Linked DNA regions of Homo sapiens: regions 2 and 3 are each linked to region 1. The links are chromatin contacts, found by Hi-C or POLR2A ChIA-PET in ENCODE. All regions are on one chromosome and are shown on one strand. The core of a region is the stretch at or near the end of the contact, and the rest is flanking DNA. Distances in the headings are between cores, read along the strand shown. Region 1 holds the start of RPL15 (ribosomal protein L15). Region 2 holds the start of AZI2 (5-azacytidine induced 2). Region 3 holds the start of EOMES (eomesodermin).

Region 1 (4,586 bases), core at 5-2,504:
GACTCAATGGCTTGTCACTAATACTCCACCAAAAATACTTCAACAGTAAGTTAATGCTATCTAATAGAAAAAAATAAAACACATCCCAGTCTTTTTCAATGCACCTTAGGCTACTCACACAGGGAGGCACACTGTTTATTTTGCTTTAGTCTGAACTCATTCAGATTTGTAACCTTTGACACACTTGCCACTTTAGACAACAGTGCATACAGTAACTGACCAGTGTTGCTAGCTTTTTTCTGCCAAAGCCCTATGCGAAGAAAGACACTGAGGCAGCAGTGTCTTCCTAACAGCTGGTTTCCAACTTTTCTCGAATATAATTTTATCCAAGCATCCACGCAGTCGATCACGTACCTTGCTTGGCCTTGTAGCCCAGTCGGCGCGCTTTATCAGGCCGGGTGGGGCGGGGAGCCCTGTGGAGAGCAGAGAGCTGGCGGTACTGCCAGCAGCGGACCCTCAGAAGAAAGCGCATGACATCAGACTGCTTCTTTCTCCATAGCTCCTGGATGTACTTGTATGCACCCATCTTGGCTTACCTGTGAAATCAAACTGTGTATTAAATATCATCCGCTTTAAGTACAATAAGACGACTGTATCCGTCCATCTTAGTTCCCCAACAAAAACAAGGAAACCGCCGGGAATGAAAATGGCTCTGCACCAACTGCCGGGGACAGCTAGCCCAACCCCCACCACTGCGCCCACGGAGCCGCGTTCAGTCACTTCCGCAACCCCAGCACAGAGCGGTGCTCGGCACGTTTTGGTGGGGCGAATTAACAGAACCAGAACTGAGCACCAAGGGGGCGGGTGGCTGCGGCAGGCGGCGTCCCCAAGGAGGACCTGAAAGGAGATGCCGCTGACATCACAGGACAAGGTACTGCTGCGGCCACCGAGGATTAACTCTCGAGGAAAATGCATCTACCCCACCCAACCAGCAGCCTCACTTTAGGCTGCCTTGTCCCGGGCGCCCCATTCGTCAGCCCCACGCCTCCTCCAGGATCCGGGCCCAGCTCGAATTCGCGCCGCCATCACATCTTCGCTCAACCCGCCCCGGGGGCCGCCTCTCCACCCCTTTGCTGTCCCGCATCCTGACCAAACTCTGGCCGCACAGGAGGGAGACCTATCTCCGAGGACGCAGGGTCCCCGGACCTGGATGGCTGAAGAGGAAGACGATCAAAGGCGGATGGAAGAGCAAAGATCCTCAACGCAGCCTACCTGATGGCTGCCGCCAGACGGAAAGGAAAGAGCTGTACTCCCACAATGCCTTTTGGGCTCCTCCCCCACCTCAGCCACCCTCTTTCCGGTGGAAAGCTGCGGCCTCCCAGAGCGTCATGGGACATGTAGTTCCGGCATCGCGCCTGGTGGCGGAGTTCTGCCGAGTGGGGCGCCGCGGCCGCTATTGTCCCGCCCCCTGCTCCGCAAGATTCGAGCCTGAGCGGCCTGGGCGTCTCGAGAGGTGAGAGAGTTGGCGGCGAGGTCTCGGCGGCTAAGCGAGCGTCGGCGACTGTCTCTCCGCGAGAGGAGGCAAGTTGGGGTCCAGGCTCCAAAGCCGGTGGCCGCGTACCGCGGTGGAGCCGCTGTCTTTGAGGTCTGAGGAGAGAACAGGTTTGTTTCACGCACCGCGGGCTCTCCCCCTGCGGAGTCTCTGCGTCTCCGCGTCTCCGCGCTGCGCTGTCCCTCTCTGGCCACCGCACGACGGGCGCAGAAATCTGGGCCCCAGAGCTGCGCTGAGAGATCCCCCGACGCTTCCCCAGCCTCCCAGGGAGGCCTTCGCGGAGTCGGGGCGTCGCGGGTCGGGGCGCTCGCTGTGTCCCTTCAGCTCCAGACTGCGTGAAGCTCCTCCAGCAGGCCCCAGCGCCCAGGGATTTTGTCCTAAAAAAGGGTCATGGAGTGGGTGGATTGCGGGCGGCCCGGCGCTTTTTCTGCATACGGATTTCGTCCCAAATTTGCTAACATGAGAACCACAGTTTTTCAGAAGAGCAGAATGTTTATTTGCCAAGACCTGTTTGGCAGGTGTGAATGTTTTAGAGAAGAAATGCCGAGAAAATGCTGGCATTTTGCGTTGCGGGTTTTTTTTTAAATTGAGAAATAGGTTACTGGCTTACTTTGTTTCTCCAGAATATTTTCACTTGGCTTTAATTTAAGTCATGTGGCTTTAATTTCCTTCCAGATTATGCGTTCAGATGTGGCAAAGGCTTAAGAGAATCATTATCTCTTAATCGTAGCGGTTTTGATTATCTTTTTTCCCACATCATATTTTTCTTTCTTTCTTTTTAAATCACAGCTTTACGTTTTTAAGAGTCTCTATCTGGTTCATTGATTGATTCAACAAATATTTATTAAGTGTCTAATATGTGCCAGGCATAGTTGCTGGGGATGCAGCAGGAAACAACGCAGAATTTTTGGCCTTCTTGGAAATGGGCAGTAAGCAGAAGTAAGCTGTGTTTTGGGTTTGGTGGTAAATGCTAAGGAAAAAAGATAAGGGGAGGGAAGTGATGAGGGAGTGTTAGCGGCTGAGGGTTGCAATTTGGAATGGAGTGTCCAGGTTAAGTCTTTGAGAGAAGGTAACATTTAAGAAAGGACTTCAAGGATAGGAGTCTGGGAGTAAGAGTAGGGGTCTGATTCAGGCAGAGGGAGAAGAGCCATGACTGGAGCATGCAAGATTAATAGAGGAACAGCAGGGAAGCAGTGTGGCTGAAATTCACAGTAGGGGAAAGTGGGAAATGACGTCGGAGAGGTGAAGGTTCTCACATGGACTTTGGATTTCATTGGCAGATTTTGAACAGAAGGATGACTTCATATGGCGTACATTTTAAAAAGATAACTCGGATTGCTCCTTTTGAGGCTAAAAGGAGAGAAAAAATGGAAGCAGAGAGACTGCTTAGGAAATTGTGTTAGTCTTCCATTGCTCCTGTAACAAATTTCAGCAACTTTGTTGGTTAATAATACAAATTTACCGTCTTTTAGTTTGTACATCAGACTAGGTCTGTAAATCTGTAAATATCACCAAGCTAAAACCAAAGTCAGTAGGGCTGTGTTCCTTCTGGAGGTACTAGGGGAGAGTACATTTATTTCCTTGGCTTTTCCACCTTATGAAGCCTGCCTGAATTCCTTGGCTCCTGACTGCTTCCTTCATCTTCACAGCCAGCAAAGGAGCATCTTCCAATTACACCTTCTGTCCTCTCCAGCACTCCTGTGTGTCTCTTATAAAGACACTTGTGATTACACTGGGCCCACCTAGATAATTCAGGATAATATCTTCGTATGGAAGTTCTTAATTTAATCACCCCCGCAAAATTCTTGTATGAGTATGTAAAGTAAACATATTCACAGGTTTGGGGGATTACGATATCTTTGAGAGACCAGGTGAGAGAACATGGTGCCTCACCCAGACCACTTCAGTAGTGATGAAAATGGTAAGTAGTGCAGCCCTGTATGTATTTCAAAGGTGAGGATGACTAAAAAGTTGAATGTGCTACTGTAGGTACGCTGCCTATGGGCGTAGTCCTGCTCCTAAAGGAGCAGTAAAAATAAAATTTAAAAAGTTGGATGAATCATTTGGAAAAACAATTCTAGTAGTGTGAATAATCACTGCTAATTTATCAATCACATTTGCAGTTTTGTTTCTCAATTTGTAGTTTCTCAGTTAACAGTTTTACAAGATTTGGATTTGTGTTTCCAGTTGATTTTGAGATTCCTGAGGACAAGGGATGATTTCTGTTTTTGCCCCCTAGTTTGTCCCTGATGGCTGGCATGATGGCAGGCCCTCAGTAAATGTTTGGTAAATGAATAAAAGAATGGTAAGCTAGAATCTGCTTTATTACATTTTATTTTGTGCAATACTGTGTGCAAAACCTGTTGAATATATTTTTATGTATGTAAATATATTCATATATGGATAAGTGAAAGTATTCCACACTATACATAATGTTGACATAAGTAAATACACAGTGTAGGTGGTTTCCCCACATGACAGTATTTTTAGAGATTTATAACATCTCTCCTATGATGTTAACAGTGTTTTGGTATTGTTTTTCTGGTTGCGTCAGAAAGTTGTGTTTTACTTATAAAAATAGAATGGCCCACTTACATAGAAGAACAGAAGCAATAACGGTTTTGGGGAGCTGTTTCTGATGGCTCTTCAAAGAAAATGTTGACAAAGCATTTCACAGGAATGGACCAGGTCATATATTTACTCTCTGTTTTTTTTTTTTTTTAGCCTCAAGTTGGAGAGAGGAGGTTGTATTTATTCTCTAGCAATGTTATTGATTAGCCTGGAAAGTAAAGCAATAAGTATTTAAGACTGCCCTGAATCTTGCCTATTAAGCACGTTCTCTTAGTAATTTACATCAGGTGAGGTTTAATAGGTCACAGATTGAATTTTATTGCCCAGTTTCTTAGGGTAGGGATGTGACAAGTAGCTGTAACTACTGCTTTTTGTGTTCACCTCAGTGTTGATGTATTCTCTGGATAAGCAACTTCTAATATCATGGCATCACAGTGTTGAAAGGAACCTAAAGGTGACCCATGTACTACAGAGCCTTTCAAATTCTTGAAACCTAGATTTAAGTAAGAGGCTTGGTTACCCC
Region 2 (4,586 bases), core at 1,386-3,885, 4.4 Mb before region 1:
AGTTGTACTAGGGCCCATATTCTTTGTTAAGATATTGCTTTGAAGTCCAAGCTAATTCAGTGAAAAAGGGAACCCAGTCTCGGCCAGTATCATGTCCTTCAGGAGCCCTTTCCCTGATGGGAGAACATCTAGATCTTGGAATTGGTGTAGGGGGTGGAAAAAAGTGGAGAAGGAGCTTTTGTAATATATATATGTATATATATATATTTTTTATATAATGAGCGACAACATGTAGACAGGACAATTTTTAAAGTGCCTGGTGTCAAGAGTGTTCAATTCAGTCCAAAACAGCCATTCTAAAAAATATATATATATTTTTAAAGCAGTGACTTGTTTTGAAAATTTCAGATTAAATTTGTAGCTACAAAAAATGTAATGGTTTAAAAGAAAAGAAACTGTCCCAAACTTGGCCTTGGACACAGCTTTTTAGATGATGTAATTCACAACTCCCTCTTGGGAAAATATGAAAATTCCTGAAAAAAATCCCTAAGCAAAGTTCCAATAAATTTCAATGGAATCAAGATGCTCTGGAAAACCAACCACTCACTGAACTAGTTGGCTATCAGTTAAGATTATCATTCAGGACCCCTAAATTCTTTTCTTTCTTAGAGCTTAACAATTATCTAACCATTCTCTTTTCCTATAAAATGTCCTTATCAAGACTGTATCTTTTAATTAACTTATCAGAGGTCTTTCCCTGATAATAAACCTTTAATACATGATTATATATGAACTGTGTAACAAGTTTTCTCTAACAATTTATTTTATTTGAGAAAGTTAATTGAAGCAGATACAGGGTGGAAAGTGACCATTTGCAGCTAAATCCAATGACTATACGGATTATATTTTGTCATAATCTAGCAGGGGTTCTACAACCCAAAAAGAAAAACTAAGATGTTTTACTTGACTAAAATAATAAAATTTGTACATCCTGGTTAAGCAAATACATTTCTTAATAAACCCATTATATGTTAATAAACCCACTGTGTAGTGTGCACTGTGAAACAAAAATTGACTCTCTCACCAGATAAACTTCAAAATACTGATTTATGACATTTTATCTTTACTTACTCAGAAAGAAAAGATAAAAATGATGTCCCCTGCCTTTTCAACAATTCTTAAATTATTTTAAATTGTGAACGAAGATTCAAAAATATTTCTACACCTTCAAATTAAAAACCAGGTTACCACTTTATTTCTAATAACTTGTGATGCCTCAACCAATTTTGCTAGCATTCTTCAAAACTCTACTTGTAAAAACATACACCTAATGGTTGTTTTAAATTGAAAATTCTCAAAATGCATCATGGAAGCAATAAAAAAATTTAAGGACTGATACTTGCTCAAAATATTAAAAACACTGCTCTCTTCCATTCTCCAGCCCAGTAAATTGAAGCAAATCGTTTCCTTTCTCAACGATAACATTAACACAGATTTCTAAGTATTTTTAGAAATGTCATAAAACTTCAACTTGTGGTCTTTGTTCCTAACAGCTATAAATTTTCACTTAAATCTAAACCAAAAAAGACAATAAAAAAACCAACAACAATAAAAACGAATTTTCATATAAACCCTTGAGTGAAATCCATCCTATTGGGCTGACAGTTGGGCTGATAGTTAAGCGGACAGATGACAAAATACTACTTTAAGGGGGTGGTGAGTAATGTCCGTATTGCTAATCGGCGGTTAGTGACGTTAAATTTTCTATAATTATTGTTCCTTGTTTATTTGTTTATTTAACCAATAATACCTTAGAGTTACAGGGGTTCCACCTGGCTGCGACCTTCAATGACTAATTAATTCAACTACTTGTGACTCCACAGCTAGGGACGGTCTATCATCTAGAAATAACCAAGGTGGTGGCAACTCCAGGGAAGCCGGGCGCAACTCCAGTACTCTGGCATCTTCTCCCTGTCTCTCATTCCATAAATTGAGCAGTGTGCTAGAAGTCGTGGTGTCGTTTGTGAATAATTACAGACCCCTACGCAATTCGTCGAGCTTGTGCCTCAAGTGATCGCCTGAGGGCTTGCAAGTAGTTTAGAAAACAGAGGCTACAGAGGAACGGCTTCTAACAGACTTCCCAGTTCCCAGCCACGTCAGCTCGTAAGCCTGTAACAGCGCTACTGAGCCGAGCCAGCACGCACCACACGGCCCGGGGACCCCCCAAAAGGACACTGAGTGAAAAAGACGCACCAGAGGGCGCCCCTGAAGGGGGACCTCGGCCCAACAGACAAGACGGCTGGTAACGCTCTTACCTAACTCCACTCCGCCTCCGCCTCCTGGCGTCCCGCGGCCCCGCCCCGTCCCGCCGCGGAGGCTCACGGGACATGTAGTACGCCGCGCGCCACTCCTGCACTTCCCCACCCCCACGACCGAACCTGGCTTCGCTAACGCCCTCCCAGCTCCCTCGGGCCTGACTTCCGGTTTCCTCGCGCGTCCCTGGCGCCGAGCCCGCGGACAGCGGCAGCCCCTTTTCCGGCTGAGAGCTCATCCACACTTCCAATCACTTTCCGGAGTGCTTCCCCTCCCTCCGGCCCGTGCTGGTCCCGACGGCGGGCCTGGGTCTCGCGCGCGTATTGCTGGGTAACGGGCCTTCTCTCGCGTCGGCCCGGCCCCTCCTGCCTCGGCTCGTCCCTCCTTCCAGAACGTCCCGGGCTCCTGCCGAGTCAGAAGAAATGGGACTCCCTCCGCGACGTGCCCGGAGCAGCTCCCTTCGCTGTGGAAGCGGCGGTGTCTTCGAAGAAACCGGAAGCCCGTGGTGACCCCTGGCGACCCGGTTTGTTTTCGGTCCGTTTCCAAACACTAAGGAATCGAAACTCGGCGGCCTTGGGGGCGGCCCTACGTAGCCTGGCTTCTGGGTGAGTGACTCGCCAGGGACGGGTGGAGGATAGGGATGCGGGCAATGCCGCGGCCAACCTCCGTAGCTGTTGCCGGTCCAAAAAGACACGTCATTTTTTTCTCACTCCCTCCCGCGCCCCCTCCTTTGACTAGGGAGCGGCCCACTCCTGGGCATCCCTTTCCCCAGTCACCCCCACACCCAGCTGTCCACACCCTTTCCCCTGTCACCCTCACCCCCAGCTGTCCAGGCCCTTCTTGGTCATTCACTTCTCTAATTACTCCTTTTCTTTTCGTACTCTTACTGGGGCGCCTTCAGTTTTTTTTCATTCATTGAGACTGCTAAATGCTTCTTTCCGATACAAATTATCGGAAAGAAAAGAGGGACATTGGCTAGGACGGTACTCCCTGGGGCATCTGAGTGGTGAATATCGACCCCCTGCACTTGATCGAGGGCTAACAGGTATTCGTCGTTTCTCCAATGTCTAACCTGTATACGGTATTCATTCCAGCCTTCGGCTGTTTGTTGAGTAACTACTACTACGTGCAAGGTAGGCTGACACCCTCTACACAAAAGAAACCCCAATACTCGAAAGCGAGATAAAATACCCACGAAAACTCTAGTACAAATCAAACCATCAGTTGCTCCAAGAGGTGATGGAAATTTGCTAAGGTGATCAAAGACAGACGTACCAGAATTAAAATTGACCCTTGCGCCTTATGTGTAGAAGACATTTTGGTTTTTAGATTGGAATTTCAAATTGGATTGAGCAAGATCTCAAGGCAGAATTTCATTTCTCTAAAAACGCCATATCTCATTGCCCAATCTTGTGATCATTTCATCATCTGTAAATTGAGAACAGTGCATCCTTTACAGGATATTTCCAAATTTTAATGTGATATTGTTTGTAAGCCAGACATCTTACGCAAGTAGAAGGTTTTAATATTAAAGAGACAGCATAACATAATGGGAAATGACACTGGATTAGGTCAGAACACCAGTATCTGAATGCTGATTTTTCCATTTACTTGACAATGGGTAAGAGGCTAAACTTTTTCTTCATTTTCCTTATCTCTGAAATGGGTGTAATACATACTCTAAGGCACCAAAGCATAGTTTCTAAGAGTTATGCTGGCTCTGGAGTCAGCTGCCTGATTTTCATTTCTGGCTCCCCTACTTTCTAATGTTTTCATGTCTCAATTTCTCCACCTGTAATCTGAGGAGATTCTTTACAACCTCAGAGGTATTACATAGATTTACTGAATGCTTATGAAGAACAAATGAGATAGTTTCTCCAAAAGGTGAAGCACACTGCTTGGTATACCATAAACGCTTGGCTACTATTAATTACCAATGCAGAACCTTGTCATTATTATTAAGTAAAATGCTGAAGTTTTTTTTATAATCCATGAAGTAATAGAACCAATCTTTTTCTTTTTTATGGCACTTATATTCAGAGTGCAAGTATAGTTGCCTTATCACTGTTAGAAAATAATTTTCAATAACACCAGTAACATTGAATGTATAGTAGATGCTTAGTTGCATTAGAGGTATTACTGTATGAAAGGGATGAAAAGAAGTAGACTGCTCTTCATACCTATGCTAACTCTGGAAGAGTCTTGATCTGTGCAATACAAACTGATTTCTGGACTAACGCAGTTTGTTGGATAACTCAAGAGTCATAAAAATGGAACTGGAGTTTTTCTTCATATTGTATATCTAATGTTGAGTACATTTTTGGACATTTATT
Region 3 (4,586 bases), core at 845-3,344, 3.8 Mb before region 1:
CTAAAGCAGGGGAGGAAGGCATGGACAATGTAGTGATCAAAACAGCCGTGCCAAACACTAACTATACTGATGACACAAAACGCAGGAAGCGCAGGGCAGAACGCGCTCAGTACCAGCTTTCTGGCGATCTGCTCCTGGCCACTCTGTCCCAGGACCTACAAGGCCACCGCCCCAGCCCACTAGTCTCAACTTGCCCCCTCCCCTGTGGCTGTGCCTTGACCCTGAAAATCTTCGCGCACTCCTGGGTTTCACCACCACACACACGCGAGCGCGCGAGCGCGCGAACACACACATCAAAAAAGAAAAAAAAAACCGTGATAAATGCCCTGGAGAGTCTAAGTGCATTAAGGACCTCGTTCTCGGAGACCCCAGACATGCCGATGTTGGTGCTGCTGTGGTTGGAAAACTGGGTTGGAAAGCTTCGCACTGTTCTACACTTGCGTGTGCGCACTCAGCAATCCTTTGGCCATCTCATCTGTTGTGGGCGAAGAGTTTCCCGTGTGATCGCGTTCGGTTGGGGAAGCAGAGTCCCGACATCTCAGCCGGAAAATGCGCTCCCGGAGCGATTACTGGCGGCGTCTGTAATTGCTTATTAACAGCGAATATTCAGGCTTCTCCTTATCCGCAACGAAACGTGCCCCCCGCTTCCGTAATAATGAAACGATAAAATATGACGGCCCCGCTCTTGAATCTATCTGAGGAAACGCAGCGAAGAAACAAGCAGCTGGAGTTTAATTCAATATCAAACTGATTATTTCACTAATTATTCTACCTTCTGTATTTGCCGCAGAGCAGAGGCGCAGGGAATCCTAACTGTGGGGCTGTTAGGGAAGCTTTGTTTCTTGGTGTCAGGCCTAACTGAAGATGGTGGTGAAGGGACGGAATCCGGGATCAGGAAAACTGAGCAGAAAGGATTTTAAATTGTGGGGAATAAAAGTGACTGTCTCCCCGAAAGCAGTTGTGTTGGCGTGAGTATGAAGTTGGTGTTAGCTCGCTTAGTTTCACTCTTGTCCTGTCCCCAGTACCCTGTCCAAGCTTCTGATTTAGAAGCTGAGAGCTTAGGTCCTCCAGGATGGCAATGTGCTCTGGCCGTCCCCGGAATCCCAAAAGCTTAGCGCGAGTTTCCTCTCTACAAACCTTTCCCACTGGGTAAAAGGATGGGAACAAACAAAAAGTGGTTCTGTGCGTTGAAGGCCAGGGAGTTTGCCTTCGACAAGAGGAAGGTGTGCTTTGAAGTTACAGCTTCCGACGAGGAAAGAGACTTCCTTGGGCCTGTCTCCAACTTGCCCCAGTTTCCCCAGCCTCCGGGACGGGCGCTTCCCTGCAAGCTATCAGCTTGAAGAGTCTTTCTCTCTCTGGCCTCTAAAATCTGCTCCAGCCATCTCATTCCTCCAGCGGAGGGCTGAGATGACTAATGCGCCAAGGGTGGACACCGCTATGGAGACCCCAAACTTTGTCCCCCTAAATTCCGGCGAAATTACAGACACCAGGATTGATTATCACAGCGGGACGCAGTCTCAAAAAAAAAAAAAAAAAAAAAAAAAAAAAAAGGAAAAGAAAGTCACAGGCGACTTGATCCAATTAGTAAATGCCTAATTGAATTAGTGTCACCTCCACCAGCCAATAGGAGGGTCTCCGGGCTGTGAGGCCGGGAAGCCCCTCCCTGGCCGCAAATATATAAAGCAGCTAGTGACAGCCCATAAGTTTCCAAGTGGTCAACTTGACCGATGCTTTGGCAATTGAAAAAGGGCAGAAAGGCGCGGGCTAGTGGGTGGATGGGGACAAAGATCTAAGTCACCTTCTTCCAGCGTGTGAGCCTGGGAGGAGGGTGGGGGTCCTGAGGAGCAAGAGGTACGAGGAAGGAAAAGGAGAGGGCTTCTGGGTTAGTTTCCACCTCCTGCTTTCCAACTCACGGCGCTTTCCTTCCGGAAAGGACGCTGGATTCAGGGCGCGCCAGTACGCGCAGTAGCGGCCCGCGAGTCGGCAGGTGGGTAGCCCCGGCGCGGGAGGAAGGGGAAGTTACCTTCCCCTCGGAAGAGGGCGCTGGCTCCCCCATCCTGCCTTTATAATAAGGCCACCGGAGGAGAGGAAGCAGCCAGCTGCCGTCTGCGCTTTGCAAAGCATGCAGTTAGGGGAGCAGCTCTTGGTGAGCTCAGTGAACCTGCCTGGCGCGCACTTCTACCCGCTGGAGAGTGCGCGAGGCGGCAGCGGCGGGAGCGCTGGCCACCTCCCCAGCGCGGCCCCCTCTCCTCAGAAGTTGGACTTAGACAAAGCGTCCAAGAAGTTTTCCGGCAGTCTCTCCTGCGAGGCGGTGAGCGGGGAGCCCGCAGCCGCCAGCGCAGGGGCCCCCGCGGCCATGCTTAGTGACACCGACGCCGGGGACGCATTTGCCAGCGCTGCGGCAGTGGCCAAGCCGGGGCCCCCGGACGGCCGCAAGGGCTCCCCCTGCGGGGAGGAGGAGCTGCCCTCCGCCGCTGCAGCCGCCGCCGCCGCCGCCGCCGCGGCTGCGGCCACTGCGCGCTACTCCATGGACAGCCTGAGCTCCGAGCGGTACTACCTCCAGTCCCCCGGTCCTCAGGGGTCGGAGCTGGCTGCGCCCTGCTCACTCTTCCCGTACCAGGCGGCGGCTGGGGCGCCCCACGGACCTGTGTACCCGGCTCCTAACGGGGCGCGCTACCCCTACGGCTCCATGCTGCCCCCCGGCGGCTTCCCCGCGGCTGTGTGCCCACCCGGGAGGGCGCAGTTCGGCCCAGGAGCCGGTGCGGGCAGTGGCGCGGGCGGTAGCAGCGGCGGGGGCGGCGGCCCGGGCACCTATCAGTACAGCCAGGGGGCTCCGCTCTACGGGCCGTACCCTGGAGCCGCAGCGGCGGGATCTTGCGGAGGACTGGGGGGCCTGGGGGTTCCAGGTTCTGGCTTCCGTGCCCACGTCTACCTGTGCAACCGGCCTCTGTGGCTCAAATTCCACCGCCACCAAACTGAGATGATCATTACGAAACAGGGCAGGTGAGCGCAGCGTGGAGGGGCCCCTGGGTTCGGGGATAAAGGGTGACGTGTGGTCCTGGGGAAGGTCCGGGATGAGGGAGCTGAACCCAGTTGTTCCGCGCGGTGCTTAGAGTGTTTCACCGCGCGCAATAAATCTCCGTAGACACCGCATCTCCAATGCGGTGTCCCTCTGTGTCAGTGCCCCGGCGGCTCTTGCAGGGTGCCAATGTTACGGCTGTACACCGCTTTTCCCTCCCATCATCCTCACCTGAACAGACCTGGAGGAGGCGGAAATGGAAATTAGGGCATGTCCACAAGCTGGATTCGTTAGATCCTCCTGCTCGGCGGTATGCTTGTGCATGCCTGCATGCCGGCAAGGAGCCACGGATAGGGAAGGCTCAAGAGCTGGCCACCTGAGCGCAGTAGATGGGCTCCCGCAGTTTTAGGCGCCAGGGTCTCCACGGGGCGTCTCCGGGAGGTGGGCATGAAGGCTAGAGCGCCGGCCTCGGAAGCTCGGTCGGAGTAGGTGGTTAGATCTGCCCTGGAGCCAGACCTGGCTCGGGTTCGGTGCGCGAGAAAGTTCTGATATACATCCAACTGCTAACACTGGCTACTTCTGGGGAAAGGGAGGGGTGGGTGCTGAGAGAGGGGCACTCAAAGGGGACTTTTAGCCTAAAGTTTTAATATATATTTTTAACAAGAATAACCTAATATTGTTCTCTGGTACTTTTCAAAATGGTGCATTTAAAAATTAGTAGTTTTTAACATTCTAGGAGAAAAATTTTAAGAGCGTCTGAAAGGGCCGAGAATATGAGCCTTCGGAAGCACGCGCGAATTTGGAATATACCGATGTTGGGGCAAGCTTTTTTTTTTTTTTTTTTTTTTTTTTTTTTTTTTTTTTTTGAAAAGACGGAAAGGTTCCAAGAGTTGCCAACTCAAAAATATTTTACATAGTTTCAGACCACTTGATCTACCAGCATTCTGTTCACTGCAAACTTTTAAATGTGTTCCGACCCTATCCCAGGTGTCTGGGGAACCCGCTGGGGCCTGGGCCTGTTCTAGGACATCCCAATTAAAATCGATTTTTCTGATTCTATTCCCTTGCACAGGCGCATGTTTCCTTTCTTGAGCTTCAACATAAACGGACTCAATCCCACTGCCCACTACAATGTGTTCGTAGAGGTGGTGCTGGCGGACCCCAACCACTGGCGCTTCCAGGGGGGCAAATGGGTGACCTGTGGCAAAGCCGACAATAACATGCAGGGTGAGCAGAGAAGAGGCTCGGGCCGGGGAGGAACGGGCGGGAAGAAATCGTAACCCTCGACTCACACAACTCACATTTAAATGTAGCACTTTTTTTTTCCCCTTCCATTCTGAGGCCTAGAGGTGTTAGTATGAGTGTCTTTGAGTTGCTTGTTTGACGGAGAGGAGAGTTTGCTAAGTCAGATTTCTTGTCTGCCAATATGTAGATATTTAGAACCTTTAACTAAGACATCACCCCACCCCCCAATCCCTACGTTTAACAAATCAGTAGTCATAAGCTCTCCAGGTGGGAAGGGCTCCTGGGATTCTAATGTTCACTTGAGAAAGCCCAGCCAAAGTTT

Evidence for each region. Hi-C counts contacts between places; a loop is a spot of excess contacts on that map. ChIA-PET counts read pairs that join two places held with the same protein, here RNA polymerase II (POLR2A). Pooled maps may share reads with other maps.
Region 2: a loop to region 1 is called in a pooled map, with 29 times the contacts of the local background. The contact joins the promoter of AZI2 here to the promoter of RPL15 in region 1. A Hi-C loop is called at or near these places in 1 of 37 single-sample maps with no recorded cell type and 9 of 50 pooled maps. POLR2A ChIA-PET finds 5 or more read pairs at or near these places in 2 of 52 experiments (CD4-positive, alpha-beta T cell and CD4-positive, alpha-beta memory T cell).
Region 3: POLR2A ChIA-PET joins it to region 1 with 15 read pairs in activated B cell. The contact joins the promoter of EOMES here to the promoter of RPL15 in region 1. POLR2A ChIA-PET finds 5 or more read pairs at or near these places in 2 of 52 experiments (CD8-positive, alpha-beta memory T cell and activated B cell).

Annotation. Positions count from the first base shown.
Region 1 is chr3:23,913,800-23,918,385 of GRCh38, reverse strand. It overlaps RPL15 (ribosomal protein L15), which reads right to left and starts at 1,254. Exons shown (of 4, transcript NM_002948.5): 1 at 1,213-1,254; 2 at 355-536. The coding sequence starts at 526. NKIRAS1 (NFKB inhibitor interacting Ras like 1) reads left to right here and starts at 1,396. Exons shown (of 5, transcript NM_020345.4): 1 at 1,396-1,602. RefSeq lists enhancers at 513-612, 542-1,741, 993-1,792.
Region 2 is chr3:28,346,873-28,351,458 of GRCh38, reverse strand. It overlaps AZI2 (5-azacytidine induced 2), which reads left to right and starts at 2,635. Exons shown (of 8, transcript NM_022461.5): 1 at 2,635-2,858. It overlaps ZCWPW2 (zinc finger CW-type and PWWP domain containing 2), which reads right to left and starts at 2,738. Exons shown (of 10, transcript NM_001040432.4): 1 at 2,256-2,738. RefSeq lists enhancers at 2,029-2,108, 2,147-2,441, 1,541-2,521, 2,709-2,768.
Region 3 is chr3:27,719,831-27,724,416 of GRCh38, reverse strand. EOMES (eomesodermin) reads left to right here and starts at 2,094. Exons shown (of 6, transcript NM_001278182.2): 1 at 2,094-3,003; 2 at 4,092-4,246. The coding sequence starts at 2,123. RefSeq lists a silencer at 2,459-2,668.